Linked DNA regions of Homo sapiens: region 2 is linked to region 1. Evidence: chromatin loops called from intact Hi-C (ENCODE). Cell type or tissue: CD14-positive monocyte. All regions are shown on one strand. Links, peaks and the distances in the headings refer to the core of each region. The heading gives the core; the rest is flanking DNA.

Evidence for each region. Hi-C counts contacts between places; a loop is a spot of excess contacts. Peaks named below come from ENCODE experiments on the same cell type or tissue, not always from the same donor. Only the 100,000 strongest peaks of a DNase experiment are listed, where the experiment ranks them.
Region 2: it touches region 1 in a loop (2.4-fold over the local background); 6 of 110 quality-filtered maps call a loop at or near these places.

Annotation. Positions count from the first base shown.
Region 1 is chr1:31,811,194-31,821,775 of GRCh38, reverse strand. It overlaps SPOCD1 (SPOC domain containing 1), which reads left to right and starts at 5,754. Exons shown (of 16, transcript NM_144569.7): 1 at 5,754-5,815; 2 at 6,404-7,825. The coding sequence starts at 6,443. In CD14-positive monocyte, for the core only: CTCF peaks have their summits at 5,428 and 5,630 (motif pointing left); DNase peaks (open chromatin) are centred at 3,345 and 5,685.
Region 2 is chr1:31,897,710-31,908,170 of GRCh38, reverse strand. PTP4A2 (protein tyrosine phosphatase 4A2) reads left to right here. Exons shown (of 6, transcript NM_080391.4): 6 at 1-1,750. Among named protein-coding and RNA genes, the nearest start is that of PTP4A2, 35 kb to the left of the region's middle. In CD14-positive monocyte, for the core only: no CTCF peak of the experiment used is centred there; DNase peaks (open chromatin) are centred at 3,240 and 3,674; H3K4me3 peaks cover 523 bases; H3K27ac peaks cover 2,692 bases.

The DNA.
Region 1 (10,582 bases), core at 1,443-9,442:
AGTATATTTTCATTTTCTTTTCAATAGAGAGACGGTCTCGCTATGTTGCCTAGGCTGGTCTCAAACTCCTGAGCTCAAGGGATCCTCCAGCCTCAGCCACCAGAGTAGCTGGGATTATACACGTTCATCATCATGCCTGGCTGAAACATTTATTTATGTATGATTTATTTATTTTCAGTTAGAGATGGGGGTCTCACTATGTTGACCAGGCTGGTCTTGAACTCCTGGCCTCAAGTGATCCTCCTATCTTGGCTTCCCAAAGTGCTGGGATTACAAGCATGAGCCACCATGTCTGGCCTGAAACTACATTTATTTTTAATAATAACAGGTAGCCACCGGGTGTGATGGCTTATGCTTGTAATCCCAGTGCTTTGGGAGGCTGAGGCAGGAGGATTGCTTGAGCCCTGGAATTCAAGACCAGCCTGGGCAACATAGAGAGACTTCATCTTCACAAAAAATAGAAATGTTAGGCACTAATACTTTGTTTCCCTAGACACCCTGTCTCTAGGCTGGGAATACACGCATGCACCACCATGTCTGGCTAATTTTTGTATTTTTTATAGAGACAAGGTCTCACTGTGTTGTCTGGCTTGTCTCAAACTCCTGGGTGCAAGTGATCCTCCCACCTTGGCCTCCCAAAGTGTTGGGAGTGGGTCACTTTAGGCCACAAGTTTGAGACCAGCCTGGGCAACATAGTGAGACTCTATCTCTCCAAAATAATTTAAACTAATTTTAAAAATTAGCTTGAGGCCAATTAGTAGGCATTTAAGGCTGCAGTGAGCTATGATCACACCACTGCACTTCGGCCTGGGCAACAGAGCAAGACCCTGTTTCTTAAAAAAAAAATGAAAGAACAAGAGTAAACCAAAGGAAATAGAAGAAAGTAAATAAGAAAGGTAAAACCAGAAGATGGTGAAATAGAAAATATAATAACAACATCATAAAAAACAGAGATAAAAAAGCAAAAATCTGATTTACCAAAAAACCCTAGGATGACTGAGAGAGAGCAAGCACAAATAAATAGTATTAGGAATTAAAAGGGGACTGTAATCAATACAATAGAGATTTTTGAATCATGAGAATACTATTAATATCTTTGCAACAGGGTCTCACTCTGTCACTTAGGCTGGAGTGCAGTGGCACAATCTTGGCTCACTGCAGCCTCCATCTCCTGGGCTCAAACCATCCTCCCACCTTAGCCTCCCAATAACTGGGACTACAGGGAGTATGGGACATGCCACCACTCCTGGATAATTTTGTATTTTTTGTAGAGACAGGGCTTCACCATGTTGTCCAGACTGGCTCGAATTCCTGGGCTCAGGTGATCTGCCGCCCAGGCCTCTCGAAGTGTTGGGATTACAGGCGTGAGTCACCGCCTCCAGCATGGTGGCTCATGTCTGCAATCCCAGCACTTTGGGAAGCCGAGGTGGGAGGATTGCTTGAGTCCAGGAGTTTGAGACCAGCCTGAGCAACATAGCAAGATGCCGTTTCTACAAAAAACCAAAAATTTAGTCAGACATGGTGGTAGGCACCTGTAGTCCCAGCTACTCAGGAGGCTGAGGTGGGAGAATCATCTGAGCCCAGGTGATCATATCACTGCACTTCGGCCTGTACACAAAGCGAGACCTTATCTCAACAAAAAAAAAAGAAAGAAAAAAAAGAAAGAAAAAAGAAAACGCAATAAAAATATTAAAGAATAGAATAATTTAATTAAAATGTGCAATATTTTGATGAAGAAAAATCACAAAAATGAATTGAAGGCCTGGCAGAATGGAAATAAGGTACATTTATGGATGAGAAGACTCAGTATTATTCAATTTTATCCCTAATCTGTAAATTCGATGAAATTCTAATTTAAATCCCAGCACAATTTTTCAAGGATCTTGACAAAATGATTCTACGGTATACAGTTAGCTAAGACGATTATAAAAAATAGAAACCAAGTTGAGGGGGTGGAGCTTGCTCCCTAGATAGCAATATTTATCACAAAACCATAGAACTAAAACAATATTGATCAAGAATAGACAAATCGATCAATGGAAGAGAAAAGAAAGCCAATAAATAGGCCAGGTGTGGTGGTTCACGCACTTTGGGAGGCCGAGGCAGGTGGATCACCTGAGGTCAGGAGTTTGAGACCAGCCTGGCCAACATGGTGAAACCTCATCTCTACTAATAATACAAAAAATCAGCCGGGCATGGTGGTGGATACCTGTAATCCCAGCTACTTGGGAGGTTGAGGCAGGGGAATCGTTTGAACCCAGGAGGCGAAGGTTGCAGTGAACCAAGATCCTGCTACTGCACTCCAGCCTGGGCAATGAGAGAGAAACTCCATCTCAAAAAAAAAAAAAAAAAAAAAGGAAAGCCAAGAAATAAATTGCATTCTTTAATGGGAACCAGGTATATCGCAGAGGTGCTGTCATGAGTCAATGGAGCAAACAGCTAATGATGAGGCAAATAGCATTAGGCCAAAACCTGGGCAAAACCTTACTTTATTTTTTTTTTATGACAGAGACATTTTAGAATACCAGGAGAAAGGCTGGGCCCAGTGGCTCACACCTGTAATCTCAGCACCTTGAGAGGCCGATACGGGCAGATCACTTGAGGTCAGGATTTTGAGACCAGGCTGGCCAACATAGTGAAACCTCATCTCTACTTAAAACACAAAAATTAGCTGGGTGTGGTGGCGTGCGCCTGTAATCCCAGCTACTCCGGAGGCTGAGGCAGAAGAATCGCTTGAACCCGGGAGGTGGAGGTTGCAGTGAGTCGAGATCATGCCACTGCACTCCAGTCTGGGTGATAGAGTGAGACTGTCTCAAAAAAACAAAAAAATAAAAATAAAATAAATAAATAGAATACCAGGAGACAGAGAAACTGGCCAGAGACTGGCTGGCTTCTAAAACCAGTCCTTGCTAATCTTGAGCAAATTACTTAATCTGTCTTGGCCTATTTCCTCATCTGTCAAATAAGGATAATAACAGTTCTTACCTCACAGACTTGATGTAAGGATTAATATAGGTAAATTAATACAGGCAAATACAGGATTAATATAGGTAAAGCATTTAGACCAGTCCCTGGCTCAAAACAGCACTACGTAAGTGTTAGCCATTCTTTATCTCTATACCATGTGGAACTGACAACATCTCCACTCCCGTTTTCTCTGCCCAATGTGGGAGACTTCCATTATCCAAATGGACCAGAATGGCTTGGTTCACTGGTCTTAGGGAACCTGGTCAACTTTCTGCCATCATGACCAAGACATTCCTTAGAGGGAGGGCTTCTCATTTACAAAAACTATTTCCTTAGAGCAGTAATTTTGGTCATTGGTGACATCCAGTCTCTACTCTTACCTCATCTATGACTCTGACTGCCAGATCATGACAGTTTTCAATATGGATTACCCAATAGCTTGGTTTGTTTTTTGTAATAAACCTTGTTTTTTAGAATAGTTTTAGATCTACAGAAAAATCTGAAGATTAGTACAGGGAGTTCCTGTGTACTCCAGACTCGGTTTCCCTTGTTATTCATATTATGCTGTTTTTAAAATTCCACATTATATCATTGAGATACATTCATGTTGATATATAGATCTAATTTATTGAGTCTAACTGTGATTTAGTATTCCATTGGCCTGGAAGGTTCTCACAGTCTCACCTGGCACAGGTTTAGTGCCAGGGAATTCCATCTCCCTCGCAATCAGACTTATCAAATCTCTGGTTCTGGCCGGGTGCAGTGGCTCACGCCTGAAATCCCAGGCCAAGATGGGAGGATCGCTTGAGCTCAGGAGTTCGAGACCAGTCTGGGCCACATAGTGAGACCTCGTCTCCACCAAAAATAAAAAAAAAATTAGCTGGGCATGGCGGTGCATGCCTGTAGTACCAGCGACTCAGGAGGCTGAGAGGGGAATATCACTTGAGCCTGGGAGGTCAAAGCTGCAGTGAGCTATGATTACACTACCACAACTCAGCCTGAGCGACAGAGCCAGACCCTATCTCAAAAAAAAAAAAAAAAAAAAAAAAAGCCAAACACCACTGTTTCTGCAGTAAAAGTATTTACATAATCATAACATTATAAATGTCATTTGGCTTTCAGTGTTAAGAATCAATCTACAGGTAAACAACGGTAAACTGAATTATCTTTACCGAATAGAATGTAAATGCTATAAACCTCAGCGATACAAAAATAAAAGCTTAGTTCATGGATAACGGCAGAAGCAGGGAGGGGACATCAAGGGAAATTATCCATTTCACACAGAGAAGAGTCAAGAGATACAATATACAGAAGAAACAGACATTTAAGAATAGTATTCAAAGTGATAATAGAAACCAATAGTAAAATTTAAAATATAAATATAAAAAAGAGGGCCAGGCACGGTGGCTAACGCCTGTAATCCCAGCAATTTGGGAGGCTGAGGTGGGTGGAACACGAGGTCAGGAGTTTGAGACCAGCTTGGCCAGCATGGTGAAACCCTGTCTCCACGAAAAATACAAAAATTAGCAGGGCATGGTGGCACGTGCCTGTAGTCCCAGCTACTCGGGAGGGTGAGGTAGGAGAATCACTTGACCCTGGGAGGCAGAGGTTGTAGTGAGCTGAGACTGTGCCACTGCACTCCAGCGTGGGCGACAGAGCGAGACGCTGTTTCAAAAAAAAAAAAAAAATATATATATATATATATATATGAAAAGCGGAAGAGAAAGGGGGAAAGGGTGGTTAATAAAATCACCACAGCAGGAAGTCAACAGATACAACAGACACAGTTAAAATTAATAAATCAAGTAATAGAGGCATGAGTATATTATTTACAGTTATGAAATTTAAAAAATTAACATGATGACAAACATGGTAAAAAACAAAAAACAAAACACAGTTGTTTCCAGGAGTTGGGGTATTGGGAAATGAGAGATAGCTTTAAACTTTTTATTTCTAACCTTCTATTGGAATTGATTCTGCATTTCCATCTACATTAATTATATTTGAGATTTTCTTTTTAAATTAGGCAAGCACTATTCACAATAGCAAAGACATGGAATCAACCTAAATGCCCATCAATGGCAGATTGGCTAAAGAAAATGTGGTACATATACACAATGGAATACTATGCAGCCATAAAAAAGAATGAGATCACGTCCTTTGCAGGAACGTGGATGGAGCTGGAGGCCATTATCCTTAGCAAACTAATGCAGGAACGGAAAAACCAAATATTGCATGTTCTCACTTATAAGTGGGAGCTAAATGGTGAGAACACATGGACAGAAAGAGGTTAACAACAGACACTGGGGCCTGCTTGAGGGTGGAGGGTAGGAGGCAGTAGAAGATAAGAAAAAATAAATATTGGGTACTAGGCTTGATAACTGGGTGACGAAATAATCTGTACAACAACCCCCGTGACACAAGTTTACCTATATTAAAAACCTGCATATGGACCTCTGACCCTAAAATAAAAGTTTAAAAATAAAATAAAATAAAATTAGGCAAAAAATCTAGGTAATTCTGACATTGTCCTACTGGCTCAGGGACTATTGCGGTAGGATCAAGTTAAACTCTCAGGCAGGCAGCCAAGGCCCCTCGCTGCCCCATGCACCCACCTACCTCTGCTTGGGAGCCAGGATTGGCACCTCCTCCAGGAAGCCCTCAGGAGGAAGAGGGCGCCCTCTGCCGGGGCAGGAACGCCAGCACGCCTGGGGAGCAGCCTTTTGCTCATCATCAGGGACTCCGCCCCTATCCCTCAGCAAGGGCCTCCCTCCCCCGCATCACGTGATCTCAGCTCCTTTTCAGCTAGTGGGTGGAACCCCAGGAGGGAAAACTCAGGGAAGCCCAGGTGAGAGCGACGCGACCGATGGGGCCCGGATTTCTTGGATGCTGGGGGACTGTCCCAGTAAGGCTTGGGAACCTGGGTGGGGCGCCTTTCAGAACGGGACCGATGGGAGAGAGACGAGAAGGGTTATGGGCACGAACCCCGTTCAGTATCTGCTCCTTGCGCAGTGTGAGAACTGGGAGAGAGACTCCTGGCCCTTCCACTTCCTGTGCTTCCTTGGGTGAGTGTCTTAACATCTCAGAATCTCAGTGTCCTCACCTGTGGCTGCCAGTATGAAATGAAATAAGCACATAAGTCATAAATAAATGGTATCTTATTAGGTCCCATTTAAGCGAATGTGTGAACTCTCAGAGACAAGAAGACCCTGGAGGCCACTGTAGCTCGGCCCTGTTTGGAGGCAGGCCTCTCCACCCTCACCCAGGACACCAGCTCCTGCTGGGTGCTCCCCTCCCTGGAGTGCTCACCCCTAGGCCTCAGGAGTGGAAGGGTCTGGGAGAGCTGGCTGGAAGAGGGGCTCCTCCCAGTTCCCACTGAACGGGCTGACAGGTCGGACTCTCCAAGACAAAGTCTCCTCTTTCTGTCTCCACACAGGGCCCGTGTTGTGCTTTTGGCCCAGGTAGGTGGACAGACATGTCCCAGGCGGGGGACGTAGAAGGCCCCAGCACAGGAGACCCTGTGCTCAGTCCCCAACACAACTGTGAGCTTTTACAGAACATGGAAGGAGCCAGCTCCATGCCAGGCCTGTCACCAGATGGGCCGGGAGCAAGCTCTGGGCCCGGAGTCAGGGCTGGCAGCAGAAGGAAGATCCCCAGGAAGGAGGCCCTTCGAGGTGGCAGCTCCCGGGCTGCAGGTGCTGCTGAGGTCCGGCCAGGGGTCTTGGAGCTGCTAGCTGTGGTACAGAGCCGGGGCTCGATGCTGGCTCCTGGGCTCCACATGCAGCTGCCCTCGGTGCCTACTCAGGGGAGAGCTCTGACCTCCAAGAGGCTCCAGGTTTCTCTGTGTGACATCTTAGATGACAGTTGCCCCAGGAAACTTTGTAGCAGGTCTGCTGGCCTCCCAGAGAGAGCTCTGGCCTGCAGGGAGAGGCTTGCAGGAGTGGAGGAGGTGAGCTGCCTCAGGCCCAGGGAGGCCAGAGACGGTGGAATGAGTTCTCCAGGGTGTGACAGAAGAAGCCCCACACTCAGCAAAGAGGAGCCCCCTGGAAGGCCCCTGACATCCTCACCAGACCCAGTCCCTGTGAGGGTAAGAAAGAAATGGAGGAGGCAAGGGGCTCATTCAGAGTGTGAGGAAGGGGCTGGTGACTTCCTGTGGCTTGATCAGAGCCCTCGTGGGGACAACCTCCTGTCTGTGGGAGACCCTCCCCAAGTTGCTGACCTGGAGTCCTTGGGAGGCCCTTGCAGACCTCCCTCTCCAAAAGACACTGGGTCTGGGCCTGGAGAGCCAGGTGGAAGTGGGGCAGGATGTGCCTCAGGGACTGAGAAATTTGGATATTTGCCCGCTACAGGGGATGGGCCCCAGCCAGGCAGCCCCTGTGGCCCTGTCGGGTTCCCAGTGCCCAGTGGAGGGGAGTCCCTCAGTTCAGCTGCACAGGCTCCTCCACAGAGCGCAGCACTGTGCCTGGGGGCGTCAGCACAGGCCTCTGCAGAGCAGCAAGAAGCTGTGTGTGTCGTGCGGACTGGCAGCGATGAAGGCCAGGCTCCAGCACAGGACCAGGAGGAGCTGGAGGCCAAGGCTCAGCCAGCTTCCAGGGGAAGGCTGGAGCAAGGACTCGCTGCCCCCGCTGACACCTGTGCCAGCTCCCGGGAGCCCTTGGGCGGCCTCAGCTCCTCCCTGGATACTGAAGCCAGCAGGGCCTGCTCAGGCCCATTCATGGAGCAGAGAAGATCCAAGGGCACTAAGAACCTGAAGAAAGGTCCAGTGCCCTGTGCCCAAGACCGGGGCACAGACAGAAGCTCAGACAACTCCCACCAGGACAGGCCAGAGGAACCCAGCCCAGGAGGCTGCCCCAGACTGGTGAGCTGAGTCTGAGAGTTTGGGATAGGAAGGGCCTGGCCATGTTTCTCAATACCATACTTGGCAGTGGAATTTAATAAAGCTAAGCTAGATGGGCGCTTCATGAACATTCTCACATCCCTATTAACTAAACTGGGTAAAATGAGGCCCACAAACTGGGAAAGAGAAAATAAACTACATTCGCTGAATCCTTGTGAGGGGTCATTATCTTTTGGAGTCAGTGAGTCCTGGGTTCGAATTTTGCCTCTGCCCACTTCCTAGCTGAATGACTGTGGGATGTTTTCTTAACCTCTCTAGGTTTCCTCATTGTAAAAAAAGGATACTAATTGCAGCTTCATGGGGTTGTTTCAAGGATTAAATGAGATTATGGTATAAAATAATGTGCCTAGGCCTGGTGCAGTGGCTCACGCCTGTAATCCCAGCACTTTGGGAGGCAGAGGCAGGCGGATCACGAGGTCAAGAGATCAAGACCATCCTGGCCAACATGGTGAAACCCTGTCTCTACTAAAAATACAAAAATTAGCTGGGCATGGTGGCACATGCCTGTTCCAGCTACTCTGGAGGCTGAGGCAGGAGAATCACTTGAACCTGGGAAGCAGAGGTTGCAGTGAGCTGAGATCGCACCACTGTACTCCAGCCTGGTGACAGAGCAAGACTGTCTAAAACAAACAAACAAACAAAAAAAAGGTGCCTAGCACAGCACAAGGCACAAGGTAAATTGCTTAATTCGTGTTAAATTTGCTTTTCCTTTAGTGTTCACAGTTACCCTGTAAGATAGGCGTTAGCCCCATATAACCAGATGGGGAAACTGAGGCTCGGAGGGTTAATAATATTCTCCAGGCTCACATAGCTGGGGAGTCAGTGACCAGCCATGTTCCCTATATCACCACTTCCCTTTCCTTTGTTCTTTTACTTATAATCATCATCATTTTATTAATAATCATAGCTAACATTTATACACCAAAGGCAGAAGAAGACTCTACTTGTTTTTGGTGTATATTTCTCACATAGTTGGATTTTCATCACATTTATTGAATATGCATGATGTGCTAGATGTTTTTGATTTAATCTTCACACGACGTCCACGGAGGTGAGGTTACAGACCCAGCTGGTGAATGGGAGCAAGGCTACAAGCCTAGGCGGTCTGTCTTGAGAGCTCACTGCACTGCCTTCTCTGTGTATTTTCTGTGTTATCGGCACAGTCGTAACAGCATCTGGCTTGCTTAACATGTGCTGGATATTGGGCTAAGCACTTTATCTGCAATCTTTGTAACAAGCCTATGAGGTAGACTCTATTGACATATACCCATTTCACTGATCTGAACACTGAGGCTCTGAGAGGTGACATGAGTACTCAAGGCCAAACAGCCAATTAGTAAAATAGAACCAGTGAGCTGTTTTCCACTATGCATCAAGCCTTTTTACCTATAAATAGGCTCCTATTATGCCTTATTGTTCCAGGACTTTGCTTGGTTTTGTAAGTTCCGTAGTATTTGAAGGTCTTTCCCAGTGGGTTCACCTTGTTCTGCCGAATTTGATCTTTTCCTGAGCCCTGCATCATAGCTGTCTATGGATGTATTTGTCGCAGGCACAGGCGCTGTCGGGATGAGGGCTGGGACTTCCTCTTCTCATTTCCAACCACTGTAGTGTAGTGAGGAGCATGAGCCCTGGAGGCCAATAGGCTAACATTCAATCTTGACTTTGCCACTATCTGAACAACCGAGGTGAGTGGCTTCACCTTTTCAAGTGTAATTCTCTCATCTGCAAAATGTGGGTATGAAGAGTGCTTACCTCCTAGGGAGGTGGTGAGGATGAAATGAGATGACACATGTTTGGCATTTAACACAGTGCTTGGTGCAAGAAAAATACTCAAATAGGTTACCTGTTAGTGACATAAGCAATTTCGTCCTGCTGTAAGTAGTGCAGGGGTGACCATCCTTGTGCGTCTGGCTCCTCCCTTCTTCACATGATTTATTTGGACCAGATGCCCAGAATTGGGATTCCTGGGTCTGCAGCCTTTAAGGGGGCTGGTTTGAGTGCGGTGGTGGAGCCAGCTTCCTGCCTGGCTTGACTGGAAGCAGCCCATGACTGCTGGCTCCTCCAGGCTCCATCCTTGACTGCGGCACAGCCCATCATCCCACAGCTTTCCAAACAACTCGTTGCCATGACAACCAGTACCAGCTGCGGGAGAAGAATTGAGTCTGGGCTGTGACAGGGACAGGCGGGTGGTTGCAGACAGGGCTGAGTGGGGCCTGGGCAATGGGGGGCACAGTGCCCGGCTGGTCTGGAGCCCCGTTTAGGGCCTTAGCACCTTCCCCTGGAGACAGCCTGGCTTGTGGCAGGGGCAGACAGGTTCAAGGTCAAGCTCTGCCTCTTAGTACAGGGTGACTTTAGACATGTCTTCAGACATTTAGATGAGTTTAACTTTTTTTTCTTCCTTTCTTAAGCTCAGTGGCAAGAAGACTTTTTTTTTTTTAATTTACTTTTTTTTTAAGATGGGAGTCTCGCCCTGTCACCCAGGCTGGAGTGCAGTAGCACAATCTTGACTCACCACAACCTTTGCCTCCTGGTTTCAAGGGATTCTCCTGAGTAGCTGGGACTACAGGTGTGGGCCACCATGCCCGGCTAATTTTTGTGTTTTTAGTAGAGGCAGGATTTCACTATGTTGGCCAAGCTGGTCTCAAACTCCTGACCTCAGGTGATCCGCTGCGTCGGCCTTCCAAAGTGCTGGGATTACAGGCATGAGCCACTGCGCCT
Region 2 (10,461 bases), core at 1-8,000, 88 kb before region 1:
TATATATATATATATATATATATATATATAATATAATATATATATATATATATATATTTTCCAGGTGGTTTTTAGTCTTTACTGATGAAAGGGTGTTCATGTTAGTTTCTTCAAAACCCTATCTAATACTAGGCAAAGTAGCCAAGAGCCTTTTGTTTTGTTTTTATTTTGATAAATTAGTGGAGAAATGGCATTTTAAGAGGAGTCTCTTCTCAACTTACCTGAGAGTCGAATTCTTCTCTTCCCTAACCAATGAAGCTAAGTGGTTATCCCAGAAACTTGTCTTCTAAAAGGGAGGACTCCAGGCCATCAATAAAGATGTCCAGGCAGTGAGCGTACTTTTTACACCCTGTAGAATTGTGGGCTGTAGCGTTACTCTGATTTTCTGTCTAGTATCAGAGAATGCTGGTAGCTTAAAATTTTTATTTTAGGACTTGTACTCTGAATTTTCAGGAACCGTCAAAGGAGCAGCAGCAAATTCACATATTTTCGACTTGAGAAATGCTTGTGGTATGTGTTTTCCAAACTGCCCCCTATATGTAAAGTTCAGTTTAACCACTGATTGCCTTGTTATTACTAGGTTTTTTGAGATTAAAAAAAAAAAATCCCTGGTTTAAAACCAACAATGATGCCTAGTGAGTATGTGTCCACAGGCCATAACAGGGTAGAAGAGAGACATCGTGCAACCCAATGAGTAGTGAAGGGACTGTGTTGCTTGTGAAGCGGTGTAGTAGCATTTTTGCAGATTCTTGGCTGGGTTTAGTGTACTGATCTAGAAAAGCTGTTTTTCTGCTCCTTTGTGGAAGGCAGTTATGATCAGGCTGCATGGACAAAGCAGGTAGAGGGGCACCATCAGGGGCTCTTGCACTATTTTCACCTCTAAATATTACGTACTCAGTAGTGCCCTGCTTCTAGGGCTCTGAATACGGGCTTAAAGTCATCTTGTCCTGCTGGAATTTGCTGTGCAGAGCCATAAGCCTCCCATTTTGTTAGCGTCAGCTAGGCCAATAGGAACAGACCGGGACCTTGTCTCACACTGATGATACCTCACATGTTGACCGGCTATGTGAACTGCCTATTTCCTATGCTGGAGTTTTGATTTTTAACTAAACGCAAATCTGTAGATTCTCTCCTCTCCCATCCCAGAAAACAAAACAAAATAATGCTTTTCGAAATTGTTTCTAGGACTTTAAAACATAATGGTATATCCAAAATTCTTTATTTCAGAATGCAACAATAGATTCCATTAATATAGACTCAAGATCAAAACAGCATACCTGCTAAGCTAAGATAGATGGTGTTGATTCCACTGGGTTTTGATCAATACAATAACAAACCTTTTTCCTTTGACATACTCTGAATTTTGTTGTTTGGGGGGAGGGGGTGTGTGTGTGTGTGTGTGTGTGTGTGTGTGTATGTGTGTGTGTGTGTGTGCACGCGCAGTGTCCATCAGTATCAGTGCCTGCCTGAGTTAGGAAAATTACATTCCTGGTTCTGTATTGAGGAGAAGGATGTATAAAGCAACATGAAACATTAGCCCTCCTTTTATTTTAAAGACTAATGTTAATTGTTCTTAAAACTGGATTTTTTTTCCTTAAAGCAATTTTTTTCTTTTCGATTTAATGAAGTATTGCTAGCTGAAGCCAGTTTGACATAGAGAGATGTCAGATTGATTTGAAAGGTGTGCAGCCTGATTTAAAACCAAACCCTGAACCCTTTTAAAGAACAATAAAACATATTTTACACGCTCTTTGTGCATTTTTTTCCTCCATCCTCAAGAGTTTATGTCTGTGCTTATAAAGCGGAGTTTAAGCTGGGTGCAGTGGCTCATGCCTATAATCCCAGCACTTCGGAAGGCCAAGGCAGGCGGATCACTTGAGCCCCAGGAGTTCAAGACCAGCCTGGGTAATGTGTTGAGTCCATCTCTACAAAAAAAAAATGTTTAATAATTAGCTGGGCATGGTGGTGTGTGCTTGCAGTCTCAGCTACTTGGGAGGCTGAGGTGAGAGGAACACTTGAGCCCAAGAGGTTGAGGCTGTAGTGAGCTGTGATCATGCCACTATACTCCAGCCTTGGTGACAGACACCCTGTCCCAAAACAACAACAACAAAACCAAAATTTCACTTACATCTGTTCCCCTTTCTTTGCCTGCTATTTTCAAGGACTGTTTTGGGTCCTGCTAGTTTACTGCAAGGAGGTAAAATAGAGGCTTGGAAATTCAAAGATTTTATGTCACTGAGGTGTTCAGGAAGAGCCAACTTAACCATAGCTGGGATACATCTAGTACATTTTCTGGTTCAGTTCTTGTATACAACCCTGTAGGAATTCAGCATCTTGTCAAAGGCTTGGTTTATACCATAGATTATTATTTTTTAGAGACAGAGTCGTGTAGTGCTTCCCAGGCTGGAGTGCAGTGGCTATTCACAGAGTCAATAATCGCATATACTATGGCCATTCTGAGTAGTCTCTCACTGCACCCAGCTTATTTATACCATAGGTTTTGGTGAAGCATTGCAACTTTGTACTTGAATTCGTATTAAAGAACAATGAGGAAGTAACAGCTCTGTATTAATATATCAGGATTTGGGAGTGTGGAATTTCCCTTTCACTATGGGTAAGCATCCATCCACCCAGGTAACAACATGCTCAGATACTAGGAAAAGATACGACACTCATTTCACTTTGGAGTACCTCAGTCTGGAGGGGGTGTCAGATATGTAGACATAAAACAGTTACAGTGGGTGGTTATAGTACTATTTATAGATCATTGATCCACAGCCTGGGCAACATGGCCAAACCCCAACTTGACAAAAAATACAAAAAGTAACTGGGTGTCGTGGCGCACTACCATCTGGACTACAGTCCCAGCTACTCGGGAGGCTGAAGTGAGAGGATTGCTTGAACATGGGAGGCTGAGGTTGCAGTGACCTGATACTGTGCCACTGCACTTCATCCTGGGTGACAGCGAGACGAGTCTCAGAATTCATTGATCCTGCCACTTCTCTTCACCTCTTTTCACTTCTTCATGTCCTTCATTACCTAGCTTAGGTTCTGTGATGCACTGTGACAATCAGCTTTTCAGCCTTGCCCCATCTCTTGTTGCATTGTACTTCCCTGGCTAAAATCCATTTTTGGTTAAGTTCAGTACTCCACTTTCTGTGCACTTAAGTACTTACACAACTGAACATGCTGATTCAGTCTCTCTAAGGTCATGACCTCCCCGGGCCAGGTGGTACGCGCCTATTAAGTCTCAGTTACTCAGGAGGCTGAGGCAAGAGAATCACTTGAGCCCAGGAGTTTTGAGGCTACATTGTGAAATGATTGTGCCCGTGAACAGCCACTGCACTCCATCCTGGGCAACATAGTGAGACCCTGTCTTGAAAACTAAAGCTATGACCTCACATGAGCCTCAAAACCTCTCAATCCTAGTACATTTCTCTATCCCATTTACACTTTCTCTTAAATTTTTAACACCTTTGCCATCCTCTCAGCTTATGACTTTTTAAAACTTAGAAATAAAATTTTCACAAGCTCCTCCCATCACATCTACTCACCCACCTGCATCTGTGCTACTGTCTTTTAGTTACTATAGGCAGACTGTCCTTGCCCAATTTTTTTTTTTTTTTTTTTGAGACTGAGTCTTGCTCTGTCACCCAGGCTGGAGTACAGTGGCGCAATCTCAGCTCACTGCAACTTCCGCCTCCCGGGAGCAAGCGATTCTCCTGCCTCAGCATCCTGAGTAGCAGGGATTACAGGCACATGCCACCAAGCCCAGCTAAATTTTGTATTTTTAGTAGAGACGGGGTTTCACCATATTGGTCAGGCTGGTCTCAAACTCCTGACCTCATGATCTGCCTACCTTGGCCTCCCAAAGTGCTGGGATTACAGGCATGAGCCACTGCCCGGCCTGTCCTTGCCCTATTTAAGGCAAGCTCTTCCACTTGTGTGCTAAATTCCATCCCTTAACCTGTTCAAAGGGCCCAGAGGTGTAGCCATTTTCCTTCTCTGTCCTGCTCATTAACTTTTCCCCCTACTAGATCATTCCCATGAGCTTATAAACATGCTAGTATTCCATATTTTAAAAAAATCCTTGTTTGACCCCGCATCTGCCCCTTCAGCTGTCATCCCGCTTCTTTGCTCTTCTCTAGTACAAGTTGAGAATTATCTATCTATGCTCTCTACTTCTCTCCTTTGAGCTTGCACCAATGAGGATTTTGACTCCACAGAACAGCCCGTGTTAAAGATCGCCAGAGGCTGGGTGCAGTGGCTCATGCCTGCACTTTGGGAGGCCAAGGCAGACAGATCACATGAGGCCAGGAGTTCAAGACCAGCCTCCCAACATGGTGAAACCCCGTCTCTACTGAAAATACAAAATTAGCTGGATGTGGTGGCACACGCCTGTAATCCCAGCTACTCTGGGTGGCTGAGGCACGAGAATCGCTTGAACCTGGGAGGCAGAGGTTGCAGTGAGCCAAAATTATGCTTCTGTGCTCCTACCTGGTCAACAGAGTAAGACTGTCTAAAAAAAAAAAAAAAAAAAAAAAAAAAAGGATCACCCCGATCGATGGTCAATTCTCATAACTTTTTTTTGAGGGTCTTGTTTTGTCACCCAGGCTGGAGTGTAGTGGCATGATCATAGCTCACCGTAACCTTGAACTCGGGCTCAAACGATCCTACCTCAGCCTCCTGAGTAGCTAGGACTACACGTGCATGTCACTGTGCCCAGCTAATTAAAATTTTTTGGTTGGGTGTGGTGGCTCACATCTGTAATCCCAGCACTTCGGGAGGCCGAGGCGGGCGGATCACCTGAGGCCAGGGGTTCGAGACCAGCCTGGCCAACATGGCGAAACCCCGTCTCTTCTAAAAATACAAAATTAGCCAGGCAGGGTGATGCATGCCTGTAGTCCCAGCTACTCGGGAGGCTGAGGCAGGAGAATCGTGCCATTGCACTCCAGCCTGGGTGACGAGCGAAACTCTGTCTCAAAAAAAAAAATTTTTTTTTTTTTTTTTTTTTGGAGAGACATAGTCTTCATAGCCTTTATTTATTTATTTATTTAGGACATGGAGTCTTGCTCTGTGGCCCAGGCTGGAGTGCAGTGGCGCGATCTCGGCTCACTGCAATCTCTACCTCCTGGGTTTAAGCAATTCTCCTGCCTCAGCCTCCCAAGTAGCTGGGACTACAGGCACGTGCCACCACGCCCAGCTAATTTTTGTATTTTTAGTAGAGATGGAGTTTCACCATGTTGGCCAGGCTGGTCTTGAACTCCTGACCTCAAGTGATCCCTCCACTTCGGCCTCCCAAAGTGCTGGGATTACAGGCGTGAGCTACCGTGCCTGGCCAAAACATAGTCTTTTTATGTTGCCCAGGCTGGTCTTGAGCTCCTGGTCTCAAATGATCCCCCTGCCTCCGCTTCCCAGAGCGCTGAGATGATGAGCATGAGCCACTGTGCCCACCTTCATAACTTCTTTGACATGTCAGCATATGGTACAGTTGACCACTTCCTCTTTGAAATGCTTCATTTGCATGTAGGAAAATAATGCCCTTCTCCCCTAACCCCCCCTCAAATGTCCAGGTTCTAAATCCCTGGAACCTGTGAATGTTATCCTACATGTCAAAGGGACTTTGTGGGTGTGATTAAGTTCGGAATTTTGAGATGGGAAGAATATCTTGGATTATCTTGGTAGGCCTGATCTAATAGCATGGATCCGAAAAGCAGAGAACCTTTCCTAGCTGAGGTCAGAGGGAGATGTGTCTAGGATAGAAGGATCAGAGATTTATTTGAAGGTGGAGGGAAGGGGCCAGGAGCCAAGGAGTGACGGCAGCCTCGAACCTGGAGAAGGCAAGGAAACAGATTCGCCCAACAGCCTCCAAGAAGGAACTTAGCCTGCTAACACCTTGATTTTGGTTGCATGTAGGATTTCTACAGAACTGTAGGGTAAATCTGTGTTGTTTTCAGCCACAATGTTTGAGATAATTTATTATAGCACCAATAGAAAACGAATACAGGTTTTTGCCTCTAGAACACTACACTCCTGAGTTTTCACCTAGTTTAGTTGCCACACCTCAGTTTCGGTTTCTGGTTCCTCATTAGCTTCTACACTTCTGTTCTATCTCCCTGGACTCTATTCTCTGGATTCTAGACCCATATCCAATACCTCCCTCTCATCTCTCACTGATGTGTCATAGTGGAAACTTAACTTTAATTCTTGCTCAAATGTTAGCTTGAGTGAAGCTTTCCATGGCCACCCTATTTGTCCCACTAAGCTTTAGTGTCCTCTGTAATACTTACCACCATCTCACAAGCTTCTTTTTTTTTTTTTTTTTTTTTTTTTTAAAGTTTCACTCTTGTTGCCCAGGCTGGAGTGTGATGGTGCCATCTTGGCTTACTGCAAACTCCGCCTCCTGGGTTCAAGCAATTCTCATGCCTCAGCCTCCCAAGTAGCTGGGATTACAGGCATGTGCCACCACGTCCAGCTAATTTTGTATTTTTAGTAGAGACAGGGTTTCTCCATGTTGATCAGGCCGGTCTCAAACTCCCAACCTCAGGTGATACGCCTGCCTCGGCCTCCCAAAGTGCTGGGATTGCAGACAGGTGTGAGCCACTGCACCCGGCCTCGACCTTTTAATTATTTGTTTCCCCCACCAAAATATAAGCTCAACAAAGGCATAGCTGTTTTTTGTTTTGTGTTTCGTTCACCGTATCTTCAGCACCTCAAATAGTGCTTGGCATGCAGCAGGTGCTCAGTGGATACTGAATGAATGGGTATGGATAGAGACATAGACGAATTATGGTACTGTGATACTAGGGGGTAACTAAAACTGCCCTGGAGCACATCAGGAGATGCTGCAGTGGGCATGTTTGAGCTGGATTTTGAAGGATGAGATAGAAAAGGTTGATACACAATGAGATAGCATGTTCCATCCATCAGAATGGCTATCATAAAAAAGATGGACCATAACAAGTCTTGGGAAGGGTATGAAGAAGTTGGAACCTTTATACATTGCTGGTAATAATATAAAGCGATGGTGCAGTCACTTTTGAAAAACAGTTTGGCAGTTTCTCAAAAAGTTAAACACTTGCCATATGACCCAGCAATTCCAATATGTACAATTTTCAATTCTACATATATACAAGGGAAATGAAGACATTACGGTTACATGGGCTAGGGCGGGGACAGGGTTTCTTTCTGTGGTGATAAAAGTGTTCTGGGATTAGACAGTGGTGATGGTTGCATAACAGTGTGACTGCATTAAATGCTGCTAAGTTGTACACTTACAAAAAAAGGTTGATGTGGGGACAGTACATTTCAGGTTGAGGAAATAATACAAGGCAGTGGAAGTATGAAAGAGCATGGTATTTTTGGGAGAAGGGGCAAGATTTGGTCTCTCTGGAGGGTTTGGATTTGTGCTAGGCAGGTTTGGTTGTCATCAGAGTAGAAGAGGTACTAGACACCCCTTCCTTGTACCTCCCCGTCTACCCCCGAGGCCATAGATGATTGGATCAGGGATAGACAGTTGACTCAACTGCTGACATTGGCCAGCAGATTCTCGTTTTTTTTTTTTTTTGAGATGTAGTGTTGCTCTGCTGCCCAGGTGGGAGTGCAGTGGTGTGATCTCTGCTCACTGCAACCTCTGCCTCCCGGGTTCAAGCGATTCTCCTGCCTCAGCCTCCCAAGTAGCTGGGACTACAGGTGTATGCCACGAGGCCTGGCTAATTTTTGTATTTTTAGTAGAGATGAAGTTTCACCATGTTAGCCAGGCTGGTCTCGAACTCCTGACCTCAAGTGATCCACCTGCCTCAGCCTCCTAGAGTACTGAGATTACAGGCGTGAGCCACCGTGCCCAGCCCAGATTCTCAATTTCAACTGAGGTAGACTCTTGGATGTGAGGGGCCAGTAGGGCCATGTGTATGTTGGGTCATATGTGAGACGAGTAGACATAGGACAGAGGAAGGAGGACGGAGAAGCAGCCCAGGGGAGCAGAGAGAAGAGACTGTGGCCTGGGATTAGGGGAGCAATGCCCCTGAATTCAGAGTTCTTTTTCATAAAGCCCAGCTGCACGTCGTCCCCTGAAGTCCTTTCGATGGTTTCTGTCCCTTCCCTCGCCCCTTGTTTAAAATAGCTTGAGTCAGTTTCTTAATAACCAAGAGAGCCTTGACTAGAAGGGATTATACAAATAGCATGTTAAATGCTGTGACTGAAGCTCCTATAGGTAGAGTGGTGATTTATGCTACATCCTATACACTATTCTAGGCACTGAGGATATAGTGGGAAACAAGAAACACGCTCTGCCCTGGTAGGGCTTACATTCTACTGGAGAAGACAGAGAATAAACAGGTACACAAATTAGTAATCTATTTTCAGATAGTGATTGCTTGAGCTCAGGAGTTTGAGACCAGCCTGGCTAACATGGTGAAACCCCATCTCTACAGAAAATACAAAAATTAGCCAGGCATGGTGGTGCATACCTGTAGTCCCAACTACTTGGGAGGCTGAGGTGGGAGGATTGCCTGAGCCCAGGAGGCAGAGGTGGCAGAAAGAAAGAAATTTGAAACTTTATTGATCATTTCTCAATCTGGAGAAGACATCAGATTCAACTATGTGGTTTATTAAAAATGTCCACGTCCAGGTACCACCCAGATCATTCTGAATCAGTCTCTAGTTGTGAATCCGCTTTGGGCGGTGGGGAGCCATGAAGGTTGGTAAGCACAGCAGCTACGTGGTCAGATCTATTCTCAGAAAGTTATTCAAGGAGCTCCTTAAATCAGAGACCGTACCTGTTATGTAAACCCAGTTCCTGATTTGTACTATGCATGCAACAAATATCAGCTGAAGGAATGAGAATGAATTGGAGAGACTAGAAGCTGAGAGACATTTATGGATGGTGGGTGGATGATAGTTGCAGCAGTTCAGGACAGAAGTGTTGGGGCCTTAACTAAGGGAGCAGCGGATGGATGGGGTAGAAGATTCTTTCCTTTTAGCCACCAGATCCCAGATCTACATGAAAAGGTATCCAGCATATCTACATGCTAATTTCTTTCTTTGTTTCTTTTTTCTTTTTTTGAGACGGAGTCTCGCTCTGTTGCTCAGGCTGGATGCAGTGGCACGATCTCAGCTCACTGCAAGCTCTGCCTCCCGGGTTCACGCCATTCTCCTGCCTCAGCCTCCCGAGTAGCTGAGACTACAGGCGCCCGCCACCACACCCGGCTAAGTTTTTGTATTTTCAGTAGAGACGGGGTTTCACCATGTTAGCCAGGGTGGTCTCGATCTCCTGACCTCGTGATCTGCCTGCCTCGGCCTCCCAAAGTGCTGAGATTACAGGAGTGAGCCATCGCACCTGGCCTACATGCTAATTTCAAAGGATTAATTTACAGGGATATCTGGCCATGGGAAAGATTTGTAAAACCGCCCCTACCTCTTATTTTCTCCACAGATCACACTTGCACATGAAAGTAAATAGAATCCTCTTCACTACTTGCAACCCTGCTAACCACCCCAAACAGGTTAACAGAAGTGTGATATTAGCCATGTTACTTCTGTTTCCTTTGCTGTTTTGGGGTCTGGCAGTCAGGAAGATAGAGAAATAAAATGATAATACTGGCCATCATCTGTTGAGTACTACTGTGCTCAGAATTTCATGTGCATGATCTAATTTAATCTTCATAGGCTACTACATAGGCTTCATCATTGCTAATCCCATTTTATAAATGAGAAAATCAGGAGGTGAAGTAATAGCAAGTTGGTGGCAGGGGCAGTATTAGAATCTGGGCCTGGGCCGGGCGTGGTGGCTCACGCCTATAATCTCAGCACTTTGGGAGGCCGAGGCAGGTGGATCACCTGAGGTCAGGAGTTCGAGACCAGCCTGGCCAAAATGATGAAACCCTGTCTGTACTAAAAATACAAAAAATTATCTGGGCATGGTGGCAGGCACCTGTAATCCCAGCTACTCTGGGGGCTGAGTCAGGAGAATCACTTGAACCTGGGAGCGGAGGTTGCAATGAGCTGAGACTACCACACTGCACTCCAGCCTGGACCACAGAGTGAAACTCCATCTCAAAAAAAAAGAAAAAGAAAAAAAAGAAAAAAGAATCTGGAGCTGATTTTAAAACCAGTGCTTCACTGCTCAGTTGCACTGCTGTGGAGGAATGAGAAGGTATTTCTTGGGGATCTCATGTTCAGGATGTTGCTGTGAGGTTTTGCACTCGATAAGCATTCCTGTTAATTGAGTTGCATCTTTATGTTAGGTGCAGCGGGGACACGCACCCATGCGTGTGTGTGTATAGCAGTTCTGTCTCATCAGTGGATTTAACTTACGCAAACTGTGTGTAATGGGGCCCTGTCAGTAACAAACCAGGATGTTTGAGCAGAGTGGTTTATAGTCTATAATTGGCTTCCTATTATTGTTGGCTGGTTCTCCTGCACATAGAGTATTATGCCAGGATTGGCATTTGATTTAATAAA